2 separate regions of the Homo sapiens genome follow, and region 2 is linked to region 1. A link is an interaction called in ENCODE POLR2A ChIA-PET data of the cell type or tissue named here. Cell type or tissue: Panc1. All regions are shown on one strand. Each heading gives the region's core, and the rest is flanking DNA. Links, peaks and the distances in the headings are about the cores only. Region 1 has its middle 110 kb from the start of MIR3942. Region 2 holds the start of NANOGP8 (Nanog homeobox retrogene P8).

Region 1 (9,322 bases), core at 443-8,442:
GATGTTTTTCTTTGATCATTAGCTAGGTATCACCCCTCCAGCCACTAGAAGTTGCTCAAACTTTGTGGATTAATTCTGGAATATTCTAACGTGTTGCCACAATTTTGGATGCACCAGTTTACTCATAGAGCCTTTAGTAAAGGTCGTCTTGAAATTTTTTTTGACTTTGCAAATGACTGCACACTGTTAAATAACAAAATGAGTTTATTAGTTGGAGGGGAGCAGTTACTCCTAAATAATGAATATGATCCTTAGAAGATTATTCATTCTATCCATTAGGATTAGTTTTATTTTCATCTTTGTCCAACTAAGCAGTGATATATACTCCATAATGGTGAATAACACACACATCATATGTGCACACATATACATGATTTATGCATATATAAAATTGACTTATAAATAAATATACAGTATATAATATACATATTTGTTTGAATATATATACACACCTATATAACATATATAAATCTTTAATAAACTTACAGATTTACAGAAAATTTGCAAGGATAGTACAAAGTTCCTGTATAACCTGAATCCAGTTTCTCTAATTGTTAACATCTTATATTACCATGGTATACTTGTCATAACTAATAAGGCAATATTTACAAATTTTATTATTATCTAAAGCACATATTTAATTCAGATTTCCTTCATTTTTACTTAATGCTCTTTTTCTGTTGCACGATCCTGGCCAGTTACCATATTATTTATAGTCATATCTCCTTAGGCTCCTTTGACGGTGACTGTTTCTGAGTTTCCTGGTTTTGATGACCTTGACAGTTTTGTAGTACTAGTCAGATACTTTTCTAGATTGTTCTTTGATTTGGGTTTTCTAATGTTTTTCTCATGGTTAAACCACAGTTATGGATTTTTGGAAGGAAGACCACAAAGTGCCATCCACATAAGTGATATATTTTTATCTTTGAATGTTCTCAATGTATTCAATGTACTAAAATATAATTTTTTTTCTTTTTAGAAATAAAGGGCAAGTTATGTAAATCATCAGCAACAATCTGCAAAAGAGGCTGTGTGTATATAATGGAAAGTACTTCATTGCTAATTAGTAGTGTAGTAGATGTCAAGATCTGTGTTCACTCTGGGATTTAGCCATGTCTGGGCATGTCTGCAGGACTGTAGGGTGGGTCCACGAGGGATCCATTTACAAGAGATGAGGTCAAGAGCCAGGAGGTGGAAATGGAAGAACATACATCCTGACCTAAAGGGAAAGAGAGATGTTTACTAGTTTAGTTCGGGGTCAATGAGCAAGCATATCTGGTATGTGTGTAAGTGTGTGTGTAGGAGGAATACTGGGGTTTGTAATGGTTTTGACTTTATCATTTCTGAATTTTAGTGCAAGAAATATGCAAAGAGAACATAAAGAAGACTAAAAAGAGTCTGTTGGTAAACATTAGATGCATTGATGACAGCTATTTGAGGACTGATAAGAATGGGGGTGATTTGATAGTGACAGGGGAGTGCTGGTGACTGGGGAAAAGAATGGCATCATTAGCATAAAATATAGTGCCATCAATACTGGGCATTATAAGTGTCAGTAGTGACATGGGCAGGCATCACCATGAAAAGATGACATTAGCATAGCATACCAGGAAAGGAGGAGAAAAATAATAAATAGGTAAGGGTACTAGTTTTTTGTGTTTATGTAAGTCACTTCTTAGGAACATGTAACATCTCTGGGAAAAATTTATGGGGCTGGAGTGTTCTCAGGGAGGGTAAAAAGTCTAGTTAGAGAAATACCACATCTGGCAGTTGCTTACCTATAGGCTTGAACACAGGTTAGAGACAAAAGGAAGTCACTTACATTCTCTGAGTTTCCATACTCATGAATGAGAGATCCGCACTTCTTCAAAAGGTTGTTGATTGGAGTGACAGCAATGCTAATCAAAAAGTATAAAAATAAAAAATAATAATATGTTGTTGAGGGATTTGGTAGAGGTGGTAGTGACTTGGAAAGTATAACAACCTCTTAAGTAGACTTGAAGGGTTACATGTAACTCAGATTCGAGAAATGGGGATTTTTTGTGGAGGTACAAAGTGCACTGTAGGAGATAAAATCTTAGAAATGCCTCATGAGTACTGGAACTACAGTCTTATTCTGGATTGAAGGCAATTAAAAGAAACTCAGCAGCAGTTGTTCAAGAATTCCATGCTAGCACTCAAAACAGTATTATTTTCTTGGTCTCAGCTTTGTGTGTGTGTGTGTGTGTGTGTGCATTTTCTTACTTCTTTTATCATTACAATGCATAGTAAGTAATTAGCAGGAAAACTTTACCTTGATTGAGTGGTGGTACTCTTAAACAATTTGAATAGTATTATCCTTAGAACATAAATGTAAGCAATAAAGGGAACGTTATCAAGCGGCTACTTAATCCACCATTCCATAGAACTTCTCAACCTGTTTGAGTCTGGTTTCTCACAGACTTTAGCTTTCCTGTAGAACATCATGGTCCTTCTTATTTTATGATATCTTCTATCCATTCTTTTTACCATAGCAGCCCAATACTGGACCAACCCTTATATTTTTGGGCAAGGTGTTATTCTTGTTTTTAATTTGTGCCAAGACACTTGATAAAGCCATTGAATTATTAATGAAAAGATTGTCTTTTTGCCTTACTCGGGCAAAAGACCACTAATGGTGTGAGAGGTAGGATTGGGGTCATATTACAGCACAAGGAATAGCCTAGAACTGTTTTCACTAAAAGGAGAAGGATGGGACAGTTTCTCTTGGAAGAGAAAAAATGAACATGCAAGCCTCTAGGATAGTCAAAAGTAATGTAAGACATTAAAGGAGGACACTTTCACTGTGACATTAGTTGGCTTACAAATTCTAAACCAATGCTTTAAAATTTGCTCCTCAGAAAATCATACAATTTTAGAGTTGGAAAGGATATTAGAAATAATCTCATCTAAATATTTCATAAGTGAGGGAACTAAAGTCTGGGTTAAATACTAGCTACAGGTTAGAAAGCTCTTTAGTAACAGAGCTAGGCTTAGAGCTTAATGTCCTTTGTTCTATAAGCTGTCTCAGCAAGCTTAGGGATGAGTTAAGGTAGCAATAAACCTTTATCAAAATAGAAACTCTATTTTCTTTGAAACATGCTCACTTTTTTTGGGCCAATACTTGAACATTTATCCTTTATAAAGTTTCCTAAGGACTCCATTGTTTTCACTAGTTGGAAACATGCTTTCTTTCATTTCCTCAATCCTTTCTCCCTCCCTTATATATTTACTTTACTGCCCCTAGAACTCCATATGCATCTTCTCCTTAAGATTCCTACTATGGGCCGGGCACGGTGGCTCACACCTGTAACCCCAGCACTTTGGGCGGCCAAGATGGGCAGATCATGAGGCCAGGAGTTCAAGACCAGCCTGGCCAACATGGTGAAACTGCATCTCTACTTAAAATACAAAAATTAGCTGTGCGTGGTGGTGTGCACCTGTAATCCCGCTACTGGGGAGGCTGAGGCAGAGAATCGCTTGAACCCAGGAGGTGGAGGTTGCAGTGGGCCGAGATCGCACCACTACACTCCAGCCTGGGGGACACAGCAAGACTCCGTCTCAAAAAAAAAAAAAAAAAGATTCCTACTAGGTGATCATCCCTTCCTTGCTTTCCCTTCTCGAATTCTGTAAGGGGTGTTCTAATCATATATCTGGAAAGGCAAGCATAAGCCAATACTCCTTACCACACTTTTCTTGAAACCTTGTGGGGTAACTTAAAGAAGAGAAGAAATGGCTTAATTATGAATTATTCAAAGTGGAGATTTTGCTACAAGTATGACTATGCATGTACACTATACTTCCTCCTGGGAGCAGCTGCTTTCACGCAAACCTAATCATATAAAAAAGTATGCATTCCTGTAATTACTAACAGTATTTATTGCAAGTAATATAAAATAGATAATAAGATTTCAATTATAAAGCACAGCTTCACAGCATTAGCTCTAGAACATGTTCTACATTTCGTTTTTATATTTGAAATAGTGACGACACTGAAAATTTCAAACAAGTTAACTGAGATATAGAAATATGTGATGTCACAATGTTTACTACACAGAATGCAGTCAAGGACCTGGAAGTAAGCTCCTCCCCACCTTCCTCTCCAAAATAAAGCTACTGAGCAGCCAATATAAGTCCTAAAAGAACTGCATGCTTGAGCTCATACAATCTCAGTTTCTCAGTTGCTTTCCTGAAAACTTATTTTACTTTAGTTATGGTCACACAAAGCTTCTTGTCTGGATTTTCTGCCCGTAATATGTTGAACACGACAAATTGGAAAGAAGCAGAGAGGGAGTCACTAGACTCAGCTCATAAATGATACCAAGAAGTGAAAGCAAGTCAAATGGTAGCCAGGGAGGAGACATAAGACCTACATAAAGCAAGTGCAAATGCTCAGAAATCCAAGCTGGAAAAAATAGTCCAATTAACCCCAATAATCTTTGGGATAATTACTATTTTAGAGTAAATAATCAATGTTCATGCCACCATGCATCTTTAAGAACAAATAAAATCTTCAGGAGATTCTTTTATTTTATTTTATTTTTTGAGACAGAGTCTTGCTCTGTCGCCCAGGCTGGAATGCAGTGGCACAATCTCAGCTCATTGCAACCTCCGCCTCCTGGGTTCAAGCAATTCTCTGCCTCAGGCTCCCGAGTAGCTGGGATTACAGGCACCTGCCATCACGCCCAGCTAATTTTTGTATTTTTAGTAGAGACAGGGTTTCACCATGTTGGCCAGGCTGGTCTTGAACTCCTGACCTCGTGATCCACCCACCTCGGCCTCCCAAAGTGTTCGGATTACAGGCGTGAGCCACCGCGCCCAGCCAGGAGATTCTTTTTAAAATTCAGGATAAAGTGAAATATACTTTAGAAGAATTTTATTTAAAATATTTAAATAATGTTAAATTAAATAATTTATTATTTAATAATAAATTAAGTAATATGAAGTTTAATATTATTAGATAATATTAAACTTAAGTAATCTGAAGACTTCATTTATAAAAAAATGTTTTTCCTGTAAATTTAGGATAAATGAAGTGATTCTATGCAGTGATTCCACCTCATTTCAGCACTATTAAAATTCAGATACAAATTTTCATTTATTTTACCTACTTCTTTTTTTTACCTCCTTCCCTATCTCAAGGGGAAAGTTCCTTTACAATTGTGTTATCTTCTGGTCTTATGTTTTAGCCTCTGACCTCAGGCAATCCATTTCAGAAAGCCTCTCAATTCCTTCAAAGTATCCTTTTCTTTGTTTCCAGATGTACTGGGCCTAAGGACATCAATATGATCTGTCTAGGATTCTGGAAAAATTGTCACTTAGTGATATTCATTAATTTTTCTTGAAGAACTCTAAGTCTTTCCATTTATTTTATGTATTCTTCATCACATTTTAACACCTACCCATTCTTATAGTTATTCATGTCTTGACTATTGATTTACATAAGGAAATTCCCGGAAGTCAAAACCCACAATCTATTATATCAGTTCCTGTTGGAATTTATTTCTGCATACCTCAGTCCTTCTTGCCCCATTTCTTTCCCAGATGATTAACTTCGTTCTTTAATGAGATGCCCCAAACACATTCCTTATGCAGTTTCACCAGCTTTTTATAGACAGTTTATCCTTCCTGATGCAGTACAGCAATACAGCGTGCCTCTGAGCACGGTGCCATAATCACACCATTCTCTTTGCTGTCATGCAGAACTGGAAACGTTCAGCTGATCTGAAGTCCAGTATTACCCAGCTTTGTTAGCATTAAGGGTTTTTGTTTTTGTTATTGTTACTTCCTTCTTCCTTCTCTTGAAGATCTTTTTTCTGTGTTTTTTAGTTCAGGTTGAATTTAACTCTTGACTTCTCAAAATTATTTGGCATAAACTTTACATATATGGTAGAAGTGCTTAGGTTAACCAATGTTGATGTCTCATGATGGAGTAGGAATGTAAATCTATAAAGTTAGTTTAAAAAAAAAGGCTGCACATGTGGCTCGTGCCTGTAATCCCAACACTTTGGGAGGCAGAGGCGGGAAGATCGCTTGAGCTCAGGAGTTTGAGACCAGCCTGGGCAATATAGTGGGACCTCATCTCTACCAAAAATTAAAAAGTTATTTGGGTGTGGTGGCGTATGCTTGTAGTCTCAGCTACTTGAGAGGCGAAGGTGGAAGGATGGCTTGAGCCCAGGAGGTCGAGGCTTCAGTAAGCCCTGATCTCACCACTGCACTCCAGCCTGGGCAACAGAGCAAGACCCTCTCTTAAAAAAAAAAAAATGAAACTCTTCCTATGAATTACAAAAAAGAATGGAAATTTTAAGTTAGAGTGGTCCAAAACATAGATTAAAATAGTTTCACCTGAAGCTACAGTAGTAAAGAGAAGTAACTACTACATATATAGCATCTATATTTCAAAGGTGACAGGGGTGGAGACATACAAAAAAGGGTCCTCATGACAACTACTGTGTATGGTCCTTGTACTTTTCTCCGTGTTTACTACTTCGGGAGTTCTGTGCAATACAACCAATGAATGTGTTAGAAAGACTACTCATAATTCAAGATTCTATGAGTCTATTACTTTATATATAGTTATACTTTTTTTCCTATTTCATTAAGGATTTAAATTAAATTTATTACATGGTGGCCTCTAGAGCCCTTCCAGATTTCCCATTTAAAAAGTGGTATCACAATTTTTCAGGAAATCTCCAATGAGCTTAAAAAATAAGATAAACACACTTCATAAAAATTTCTAATTAATTCTAATAATGACTCAGAATACATTTAATTCATATTTACTAATTTGCCATAAGTCTTTAAAAAATGTTTTCTAAGTGATTTTTTTTAAAAAGATACCTTGGCTGGGTGCAGTGGCTCACGCCTGTAATCCCAGCACTTTGGGAGGCCGAGGCAGGGGGATCACCAGGTCAGGAGATGAAGACCATCCTGGCTAACACGGTGAAACCCCGTCTCTACTAAAAATACAAAAAATTAGCTGGGCGTGGTGGCGGGCGCCTGTAGTCCCAGCTACTGGAGAGGCTGAGGCAGGAGAATGGCGTGAACCCGGGAGGCGGAGCTTGCAGTGAGCAGAGATGGTGCCACTGCACTCCAGCCTGCGAAACAGAGCAAGACTCCGTCTCAAAAAAAAAAAAAAAAAAAAAAAAAAAAAAAGATATCTTAATGAATAGCCATTTAGGTAAGATTTTCTTTAGTTCCCAATTTTATGAACATCTCTTTATTTCTTGCCAGACTCTGGGAGAGATCTTTACCAAAGTACCTTCTAGGAGTCAGCTGCTACATTACTCTCATGCTTACATGTCTTAAAGTAGAAAACTAAAGTGAGAGAATCATGCAGAATTTTGCCCTTACAAATAATTAGAAAATTAAACTCAAATAATGAATATGCCTATAAAATATTTAAGTCTGAAGGAATTATAATTTGATGTGGATAATTACATGCTGAAAGTAAGATCTCTATTTGACACCATGAAGAAAAAAATACGTGAAAAGTTTCTAATGAAGAGAAACCTCTCAATGGATTTTAACTTATTACTTCTGATAACTAAGGAAGATATTTTAATCATTAGTTTATCATAGAGCTACTACTACTAATACTCTATTTACATATCACCTTTCTTCCAGAGGTCTCAGACATTTTATAAACATCTCATTAATCTTCACAACCCTCCAGTGAGACTTTATATGGAGAAATAAACAGGTATTAAATTAACTCTAGAAGATTCTTCCATAGTTCCTCTGAACTCATAAGAAGGATAATGCCAAAAAATACTTTACATGGAATATAACAAGAAAACATTTTAACATAATTAATCTTTTTTTTTTTTTTTTTTTTTTTTAGAGACAGGGTCTCACTCTCTCGCCTAGGCTAGAGTGCAGTGGCATGATCATAGCTCACTGCAGTCTAGCCCTGGACTCAAGCGATCCTCCTGCCTCAGCCTCCCAAGCAGCTGGGGCTACAGGCATCCACCACGTCACTTGTCTAACTTTTTATTTTTATTTTTTGTAGAGACAGTCTCACTATATTGCCAAAGATGATCTCAAACTGGGCTCAAGTGATCCTCCGACCTAGGCCTCCCAAATTGTTGGGATTACAGACATGAGCCATTTTGCCTGGCCTCACAGTTTATAATTTCTTTTTTTTTTGAGACAGAGTCTCGCTCTGTCACTCAGGCTGGAGTGCAGTGGAGCGATCTCTGCTCACTCCAAGCTCAGCCTCCCGGGTTCATGCCATTCTCCTGCCTCAGCCTCCTGAGTAGCTGGGACTACAGGCGCCCACCACCACGCCTGGCTAATTTTTTTTGTATTTTTAGTAGAGACGGGGTTTCACCGTGTTAGCCAGGATGGTCTCGATCTCCTGACCTCGTGATCTGCCCACCTCGGCCTCACAAAGTGCTAGGATTACAGGCGTGAGCCACCGCGCCCAACATAGTTTATAATTTTTAAAGGGCCTTTTTTCTAGTCCATGCTGACTTTTCACACAGAAAATTCACTCATATGGATTTAAGCCTTGTTTTTTTTTTTAATTCAAAGATTAAAAAAAAAGGACACAAGTATTTTAAAAAGTACTTCTTAGTTGCCTCCACTCTAGAGCAAGGAGGAAGGAGCACAATCTATCTTGGATGCTTTATTAAAACAAATAATAAAGTTTTATTTGTTTTCTTTAGTACTATCTGCTTATTAGGAATTAGATTCCATCTGACATTTATTTCACCTAAATTTTTCTTTTTTCTACTTGAGGTAATAACAAGAGGCAATGCTACTCTTCCTCTTCATTATTTTCAAAGCTTTTCTCAGAACAGCATTTATAGTCTCTACGCTGATTTACCCAACACTTTAATATCTCTTCTATATTATCCCATAGCCCTGCATAAAGCGTAATGGACTTTCTCTGATTCTTAGACCTCTCTTCTGAAAATACTGGTCTACAAGCACTCTTTGAAAAACAAAAGGCTTACTATTTTTAATTTTAATTGAAGTTAGTAAGGAAATTCCTTAAGTAGCTCTTGTATCTCCCAATCATGTTGGTGAATTTGAGATTCAGTGGGTGGGAGCCCAGCAGCAGTCAGGTGGAATGGCCTTTAAATAAAGTACCAGTTTGGCACAACAAAGCATACCACGCATGTTCATTTGTACATTCATTCATTCATTCATTCAACAAACATTTACTGAGCTAGGTACTGAGAATACAGAGATAAATATGACATAGAACTATAATTGAATTCCCAATGTCAATATTGTGTGCAAGATGTTCTGAGAGAAGAAAGGTAGAGTGCCTAACTCTTTTGGGGGTCAAGGAAGA
Region 2 (9,322 bases), core at 367-8,366, 180 kb before region 1:
AGATTTCTGTATGGGTTTAAACTACTGCATAGTTCAAGACTGTAACTTTGTTTAATCTAACTTGACATAAGAATGTAACCAAAAAAATCTGGAAAAATGTTTAACTCTTTTAAAGTCCAGCACCGAGCAGCCACTCAGCCAATATGATGACTGAAGCTCTTCAGATGAAACCACTGCCCCCACCCAGCTGTCTGGTCCAGTCAGGTCCTTTTTTAATAGCATGTTTTGGGGTCCTAAATTATCTGTGTAGTTGTCTCAGTAGAAGGGAAACTGACGAGAAAAAGAAACAGGGATGTTTGAATATGTTGTTCTTACTTTTATTAGAACATAGACTCCTAGAGCTGGAATTGTATCTTGGATTTTTGGTTCCGCTGGTAGCACACCGTGCTCAATAAAAATTAATCCATCAATCAACAGGACAGAAAATCCCATCCTGCCAGAAGCAATACTTCCTGTTTGTCCCATACAAAGCCAATTAGAGTGTTAGGATGTTGTAATGGAGACAGAAACTAAGGAAAGCGGCAAAAATAAAAAAATTCCCCCAAAACATCAAATAGAAAATGTAGGGGTAGGGGGATTGGGGGCACAAGATGGGTTGAACCAGATAGGGAAGATCCCCCAGTGTTGTCCTGCTCCCAGTCCAGGTTTGGGAAAATGCCGGCAGCGTTTCCCTGTGTCTTTCCCTCACAAAGTCTCCAAGTCTCTCCTCGAATGAGCTCCAAGGCTTGGGAGAAACAATCTCTTCCTCTGCCCGGGTTGCGTGGATCTCCAGTGGAAAGGAAGAACCGGAACTATGGTTTGTGCGCTCCTTATTGCCTCCGAAATATTTTTAACTGCAGAGGAAAGCCTGTATTATTTTGGAGAAAGGCGAACAGATAAAACCCACAGCAATAAATTTCAGGGAGTAGAAACTCCTTGTCAGAATAGATATGTTGGATATTTTGCACAAGTGAAACATCTCTACAACGGGACTATCCCTCCAAGACGGATACTCTTTATAAAAAGATTCATTATTTATTCGACTCGTGGTGTTGGAACAGGTGATGTATGTGATCTACAATTCCAAATAGTAATGGAGAAAAAGGTTGTCTTTTCCAGTACTTCATTAGGAAATTGTTCGCTGCCTCCCTTGGCCTCCCAAAGTGCTAAGATTACAGCCTCTGCCCGGCTGGCACCCCGTCTGGGAAGTGGGGAGCGTCTCTGCCTGGCCGCCCATCGTCTGGGATGTGGGGAGCCCCTCTGCCCGGCCACCCCGTCTAGGAAGTGAGGAGTGCCTCTGCCCGGCTGCCACCCCGTCTGGGAAGTGAGGAGTGTCTCTGCCCGGCCGCCCATCGTCTGGGATGTGAGGAGTGCCTCTGCCTGGCTGCCCCATCTGGGATGTGAGGAGCGCCTCTGCCCAGCCGCCCCATCTGGGATGTGAGGGGCATCTCTGTCCGGCCGCCACCCCGTCTGGGAAGTGAGGAGCGCCTCTGCCCGGCTGCCCCACCTGGGAGGTGAGGAGCGCCTCTGCCCGGCTGCCCTTCGTCTGGGAGGTGGGGAGTGCCTCTGCCTGGCCGCCCTGTCTGGGAAGTGGGCACCTCTGCCCGGCCACCCCATCTGGGAGGTAAGGGGTGTCTCTGCCCGGCTGCCCCGCCTGGGAAGTGAAGAGCGCCTCTGCTCGGCTGCCCTTCGTCTGGGAGGACGGGAGCGCCTCTGCCCGGCCGCCCCATCTTGGAGGTGAGGGGCATCTCTGCCCAGCCACCCTGTCTGGGAGGTGGGGAGCGCCTCTGCCCGGCCGCCCATCGTCTTGGATGTGAGGAGCACCTCTGCCCGGCCGCCACCCCATCTGGGAGGTGAGGAGCGCCTCTGCCCGGCTGCCACCCCGTCTGGGAAGTGAGTTGCGCCTCTGCCAGGCCGCCCCTTCTGGGAGGTGAGGAGCGCCTCTGCCCGGCCGCCCTTCGTCTGGGAGGTGGGGAGCGCCTCTGTCCGGCTGTCCCATCTGGGAAGTGGGCGCCTCTGCCCGGCCACCCCATCTGGGAGGTGAGGGGCGTCTCTGCCCAGCCACCCCACCTGGGAAGTGAGGAGCGCCTCTGCCTGGCTGTCCTTCGTTTGGGAGGTGGGGAGTGCCTCTGCCCGGCCGCCCCGTCTGGGAAGTGGGCGCCTCTGCCTGGCTGCCCCATCTTGGAGGTGAGGGGCGTCTCTGCCTGGCCACCCTGTCTGGGAGGTGAGGAGCGCCTCTGCCCGGCCGCCCCGTCTGGGAGGTGGGGAGCGCCTCTGCCCAGCCACCCATCGTCTGGGAGGGGAGGAGCGCCTCTGCCTGGCCACCCCGTCTGGGAAGTGGGGGTCGCCTCTGCCCGGCCGCCCCGTCTGGGAGGTGGGGGGCGCCTCTGCCCGGCTGCCCATCATCTGGGATTTGAGGAGCACCTCTGCCCGGCCGCCACCTCGTGTGGGAGGTGAGGAGCGCCTCTGCCCAGACGCTACCCCATCTGGGAAGGGAGGTGCACCTGTGCCCGGCCCCTCCGTCTGGGAAGTGAGGAGCGCCTCTGCCAGGCCGCCCTGTCTGGGAAGTGTACCCAACAGCTCTGAAGAGACAGTGACCATCAAGAACGGGCCATGATGACGATGGCAGTTTTGTCGGAAAGAAAAGGGGGAAATGGGAAAAGAAAGATCAGATTGTTACTGTGTCTGTGTAGAAAGAAGTTGACATAGGAGACACCATTTTGTTCTGTACTAAGAAAAATTCTTCTGCCTTGGGATGCTGTTAATCTTTAACCTTACCCCCAACCCCATGCTCTCTGAAACATGTGCTGTGTCAACTCAGGGTTAAATGGATTAAGGCCGGTGCAAGATGTGCTTTGTTTTTTTTTTTTTTTTTTTTTTTTTTATGTTTAAGCTGTATATTTACTCATTGAAACACTCGGTGAAATCAGGGTAAAATCAACTAAAGGAAAAATAGTTGTTTCATTCATTTGAACTTAAACCAACTAAAGTAGTACTCATGTCATTACGATGCAGCAAATACGAGACCTCTTTCTACAAAGATTAGCACAACCAACAAATTAGGGGATATAGCAAAACAGAGCCAAAAACGGTAAGAAATCAATTAAGTATGTTACAGCTTAACCCTTTACCTCAATAGTTTTTAAAAAATAAGCAAAGCCTCCCAATCCCAAACAATACGAATACATCTTCATCACCAATTTGTACTTGTATTTCTTATTCTTGAGGTTAGATTCTAAACCCTAAAGATATCCAAACTCGTATTAGATCTACTTATCTATAGCCAGAGACGGCAGCCAAGGTTATTAAAATGTCTTTTCTAGGCAGGGCGCGGTGGCTCACGCCTGTAAATCCCAGCTGTTAGGGAGGCCGAGGCGGGCGGATCACAAGGTCAGGAGATCGAGACCATCCTGGCTAACACAGTGAAACCCCGTCTCTACTAAAAATACAAAATATTAGCCGGGCGAGGTGGCGGGCGCCTGTAGTCCCAGCTGCTCGGGAGGCTGAGGCAGGAGAATGGCGTGAACCCGGCAGACGGAGCTTGCAGTGAGCCAAGACCGCGCCACTGCACTCCAGCCTGGGCGACAGAGCAAGACTCCGTCTCAAAAAAAAAAAAAAAAAAAAGTATTTTCTCCAGGAAGATCCAATAGGAAAAAAAAAAAAAAAAAGAAACCTCGCTGATTAGGCTCCAACCATACTCCACCCTCCATGAGATTGACTGGATGGGCATCATGGAAACCAGAACACGTGGTTTCCAAACAAGAAAAATCCTATGAAGGATGGGAGGAGGGGAGAGGAAGGATTCAGCCAGTGTCCAGACTGAAATTGAGTAATATCAGTTTCACTCATCTTCACACGTCTTCAGGTTGCATGTTCATGGAGTAGTTTAGGAATAAATCCATGGTTTGTGGAGTACTAAAATACCTAGTGGTCTGCTGTATTACATTAAGGCCTTCCCCAGCAGCTTCCAAGGCAGCCTCCAAGTCACTGGCAGGAGAATTTGGCTGGAAGTGCATGCAGGACTGCAGAGATTCCTCTCCACAGTTATAGAAGGGACTGTTCCAGGCCTGATTGTTCCAGGATTGGGTGCACCAGGTCTGAGTGTTCCAGGAGTGGTTGCTCCAGGACTGGATGTTCTGGGTCTGGTTGCTCCAGGTTGAATTGTTCCAGGTCTGGTTGCTCCACATTGGAAGGTTCCCAGTCGGGTTCACCAGGCATCCCTGGTGGTAGGAAGAGTAGAGGCTGGGGTAGGTAGGTGCTGAGGCCTTCTGCGTCACACCATTGCTATTCTTCGGCCAGTTGTTTTTCTGCCACCTCTTAGATTTCATTCTCTGGTTCTGGAACCAGGTCTTCACCTGTTTGTAGCTGAGGTTCAGGATGTTGGAGAGTTCTTGCATCTGCTGGAGGCTGAGGTATTTCTGTCTCTGAAATCTATCATTGAGTACACACAGCTGGGTGGAAGAGAACACAGTTCTGGTCTTCTGTTTCTTGACCGGGACCTTGTCTTCCTTTTTTGCGACACTATTCTCTGCAGAAGTGGGTTGTTTGCCTTTGGGACTGGTGGAAGAATCAGGGCTGTCCTGAATAAGCAGATCCATGGAGGAAGGAAGAGGAGAGACAGTCTCTGTGTGAGGCATCTCAGCAGAAGACATTTGCAAGGATGGATAGTTTTCTTCAGGCCCACAAATCACAGGCATAGGTGAAGATTCTTTACAGTCGGATTCTTCAAAGCAAGGCAAGCTTTGGGGACAAGCTGGATCCACACTCATGTTAGTATAGAGGAAGAGGAGGAAAAAATTTAAGAGGTGGACTGGAAAAAAGGTTAAGGCAGCTTTAAGACTTTTCTGGAAGATGTTAGAGAAATAGGACCTCCAGAAGGAAAAGTATCAAGAAATTGGGATAAAGTGAGTTGCCTGCATAATAACATGAGGCAACCAGCTCAGTCCAGCAGAACGTTAAAATCCTGGCAAGATGTGCTTTGTTAAACAGATGCTTGAAGGCAGCATGCTGGTTAAGAGTCATCACCACTCCCTAATCTCAAGTACCCAGGGACACAAACACTGCTGAAGGCCGCAGGGACCTCTGCCTAGGAAAGCCAGAGACCTTTGTTCACGTGTTTATCTACTGACCTTCTCTCCACTATTATTCTATGACCCTGCCACATCCCCCTCTCTGAGAAACACCCAAGAATGATCAATAAATACTAAAAAAAAAAAAAAAAGAAAATATAACTGGACAAAAACAGGTAACGGTGGAAAGCCACTACCCAATTCCATTTTCCCCTTGACACTCTCTTTCAACTTATCCTCAATGTAATAGAAGTTTGACTGCAGAGTGGCATCTTGGACTGCCCACGTTTCCTGGTCAGTGTTGGGCAGGGGAAGCTGTCTGCCTTCCTAACAGCTCACCCAGAGGGCACTCACTGCGGCGCTCCCAGCAGTCTTGCCATCTACCTGACGCCCCCACCTGGGCACCAGCTCCTGAGTTCTCCTTGCTCAGCTTTGCTTGGTCAGAAAACAAGAAGGACAATTCATCTGGGAAGGGATAAATAGGCAGCTGGCAAGAGAGAGCAAGCTAGTTACTACTGATAAGGGAGGGTGGGTGTGGGAAGGAAAGCGAGACAGGCAAATTGGGAATTCTTTGTGTCATGAACCCTCTTGAGAATTGATTAAAAGCTACCAAGGCTTTCTCCAGAACACAACCATATGCATATGTGCACACAATTTTGCATTCATTTCATGAGTTCCCATCTCACTTTCACACAAACATACCTCTTGTTCTAAAAACAAACTCTAGAAGCTATAAGCTTCCAAATCTTACTAACCAAGAAATTCTGAAAGACTTTTTAATCATGGCAACTTTTTAATATCAAGGATTCTCCAATTGTAGTCTTATATGTTTCAAATATAATCAGTTTCAAAAGCAATTCCTAAAACACTAAAAATGGTCAAAATGGACACTTATGGTAAAAAATACTTGTTACCAATGTTTCGTCCCACGTTGCAAAGCACACTGTATTTCAAGTTTCTACATATGCATTTACATAAAATTATTTTTTTTTGAGATGGAGTTTTGCTCTTGTTGCGCATGCTGGAGTGCAATGACGCGACCTCAGCTCACTGCAACCTCTGCCTCCTGGGTTCAAGTGATTCTCCTGCCTCACGCTCCCGAGTAGCTGGTATTACAGGCGTCCACCACCACAAGCGGCTAATTTTTTGTATTTTTAGTAGAGATGGGGTTTTGCCATGTTGGCCAAGCTGGTCTCGAACTCCTGACTTCAGGTGGTCCACCCACTTCGGCCTCCCAAAGTGCTGGGATTACAGGTGTGAGCCACCACACCCGGCCTATTAATTTTGTTTAAAGAAAAAAGACTTCCAAATCTTGGATGGCGGTTGGGTGGTGGGGGTGTCAAATCACCTGGTATTTGACTATTCAGGGCTCTTTTATGGAAATAAAAAGCACAAAAGCAAACAAAACAGTTTTGTCCATCTACCAGGCTCATACACTCTGTGTCCTGAAAGGAGGGGGAACATCTCCAAGTTCAACTAAAAATGTATTAACTGCAAGCTGGGCGTGGTGGCCCACACCTGTAATCCTAGCCCTTTGGGAGGCTGAGGAGGGCAGATTGCTTGAGCTCAGGAGTTCGAGACCAGCCTGGGCAACATAGCAAGACCCGTCTCTAAAAAAAAAAAATGCTAACTGCAAATTGCACATTCTGCAAATGGTTCAGCGTAGGAACAGAAGGCTTTTTCTGATCTCTTCTTGAAGGTAGGTCCAGGGCCTTTGGCTTATCTTCTTTTCAAAGACCATACAGGAAGAGGTTTTCAAACAAGGATGGAGCAAGAGGGCAGCGGCGCTTGGACCACCTGCAGGCAAAGACACAGGAGAAACCCCACCTGCCCTCACAGCATGTGGGAGAGCAGAAGGGGCAGAGATAACCGCTGGCAAAGGGAACATGTGGGAGAAAGTAAGGGGAAATCAATAAAACAGAGTTTAAAAAAATAATGTGCTTTCCATGCCATGAAGGAAAGTCATGATGAAGGCCCAAGTTAACTCCCCAAATGCTTTCAGGATCACAGAAATGACACTGTCAAATACAACATTAGTTTTCTGAAGCCTACGGGCTGAATTTTATTTATGTTAAGTTAACTCCCATTTAAAAAGATAGCATATTCTACATCAAAGGGAAAAAAACTTTTCCTAATGTATCCATTTCTCTTCTGAAGCACACGAGCTGTTGCTATATAATGCTTTGTGGTGTTTTCTCAACTGTACTTGCTTTTCTCTGTATCAGGAAATGCACAGTAAACAGGCTCAAGCCTGGGTCTGCTGCTTCTCAATGCCAAACCGGCAATCGTTTGATTGTGTGTGTGTTTTTAAATGCATTGTTAGTTTTAACTAAGATTTATATATGTTCCATGAATGATGTTTCAAAGCAGGAGAGAAAAAGAGGATCAGGCATCGCTATAAAATCAGTTCCTGGTAAATTGTGTAAAAGTGCAAACCATAAGCTGTCAAGAGGATTGGACTGGGGTGGCCTTTGGGGAATGATTCAGGTTTCTGCGGTGACTGTTTTGTTCTCCCTGGAAGTTCAGCTGGTGGTTTCCTGGGTCTGATCAAAACTTCACCACCTGGTGAAGATAAGCACTAGCTGTCTACCAGCTTTCTGGATATGGTTTTCCTGGCCATCAGAAGAGACTAAAATTTCCATCTTTCTGAATTGCTGGCCTTCTCATTGTTCTCCAAATATACTTTGCTCATTTCTGAGTCTGAGTGCTAGTTAGTTTGAACTAGTTAGCTAGTTCTTTTCCGAGTGTAGAGAAGTCAATTTTAGTGTAAACACAGTGGATAAGACCATGGACTTGGCAGTGGGATGGCCTGGATTAACTCTCTGGTCTGCCATTTACTGGTCCATGTCTCAGTTGAAAATGGGGATAATACGATTATCTACCTCACAGAGGTATTAAGAGCAAATAAGTAATATGTAAAAGTTATTTAGAATAGTACCTGGTACATAGTGAGTTCTTTATTTTAGAGTGTTTGCAATGATGATGATTGTTGTAGTTGTTATTTTTCTGGTGACCTCATTACAGTTTTTTTCTCTGGGGAGCTGATCTTGTTCTGACATGGCTTAGATGGAGCTGACCTCACCTGCCTCTGTTCTACGGGTGGGCACATAGCCCAGACCTGGCCAATCAATGAATTCTGTCCTCCCAGCTACAGTGATTGCCTCAGGGATAGGAAAGTGATATAAATTGGTCCAATCAGGGGATCACAGGAGTGTTTTTAGAACTGTTGAGAAAGAGAGCTTATCTTTTGTGTTGGGGTAGTTAGGGAGTAGGATGTAAGCCAGAAGATGCAAGGGGCTACCTGTGTGCAGTCAGGCTGAGACTGAAACCAGTGTAGAGGAAAGCAGAGCCAGGTGATGAAGGGAGAAAGAGGAATCAACTGAAATTTTAGGACCCCATGGCTCTAGCCATGCCTGAAGCCCTAGGACCACTCTTTCTGCACAAGTCAGTTTGCGTTGGGTTTCTCTCCTTGGCTGTCACTAACTCAGCCTCCCCTATGACACAATCTATCTCCTCTACCCATTCATATGCAACCCATCCTTTGAGGCACTGTACAAAGCCCACACCTTCAGGAAGTAATGCTTCCTTTTCTAAGTTCCTATAGTACCTACCCTCTGGGCCATCAATCTAGTACTTATTATTCACTTTAGAAAGTATATCTTTGCCAATGCAGCTATGGCATCTCTTCAGTGCTACAGATTGACTCCGTGTTTTACTGTTTGGTGATTTCCATAACCGTTTGCACATCTGGCATTTTACAGCAAGCTTGCCAGTATTTATTATTTTAATTCCTTCTATCCTCTTATATCCATCAGAAGTGGATTAAATACTTCAGTATGCAAAGACATGTAAGCATAGGAGTACATGAAGTAAACCGAAGATGGGGCAAACAAAGTTATATTGTTCATGTAGGTAACTTTCAAGTGAAAAGCCCAGCTTCTTGTCACATGTGAGAAGCAGCAGTAGGATGTGGACTTGTTTATATTTGTCCCATCAGGTTGTAGGCTTCATAAGAGCAAGGACTAGCTCTATTTTTTAAACACTGTCCTTAGTGCTTGGCTCAGTATATGGCACATTGTATATGCTCAGTAAATACTTGTTGAGTGAATGCTGCATGTTGTAGTATAGGGGGCTTCCATTAATAACTAACCCTTACCAACATGTAAAGGAAATGAACTAAGGAACTAAGAAAGGAATTGCTAGTTCTGTGAAGCCAACACCTTCTTTCCATTATTCTGAGCTCTTTCTACCATCACCTCATTTCTCCAAATTAC

What was found. ChIA-PET counts read pairs that join two places held together with the same protein. Peaks named below come from ENCODE experiments on the same cell type or tissue, not always from the same donor. Only the 100,000 strongest peaks of a DNase experiment are listed, where the experiment ranks them.
Region 2: POLR2A ChIA-PET joins it to region 1 with 13 read pairs; 3 of 35 experiments call an interaction of 5 or more read pairs at or near these places.

The regions. Positions count from the first base shown.
Region 1 is chr15:35,255,564-35,264,885 of GRCh38, forward strand. It overlaps a transcript of DPH6 not described here. Among named protein-coding and RNA genes, the nearest start is that of MIR3942, 110 kb to the right of the region's middle. RefSeq lists enhancers at 570-1,769, 8,099-8,598. In Panc1, for the core only: no CTCF peak of the experiment used is centred there; no DNase peak of the experiment used is centred there.
Region 2 is chr15:35,080,363-35,089,684 of GRCh38, forward strand. NANOGP8 (Nanog homeobox retrogene P8) reads right to left here and starts at 4,933. Exons shown (of 1, transcript NM_001355281.2): 1 at 3,048-4,933. The coding sequence starts at 4,748. The coding sequence ends at 3,831. It overlaps LOC105370765 (a long non-coding RNA gene), which reads right to left. Exons shown (of 2, transcript XR_932103.4): 2 at 1-833. In Panc1, for the core only: no CTCF peak of the experiment used is centred there; no DNase peak of the experiment used is centred there.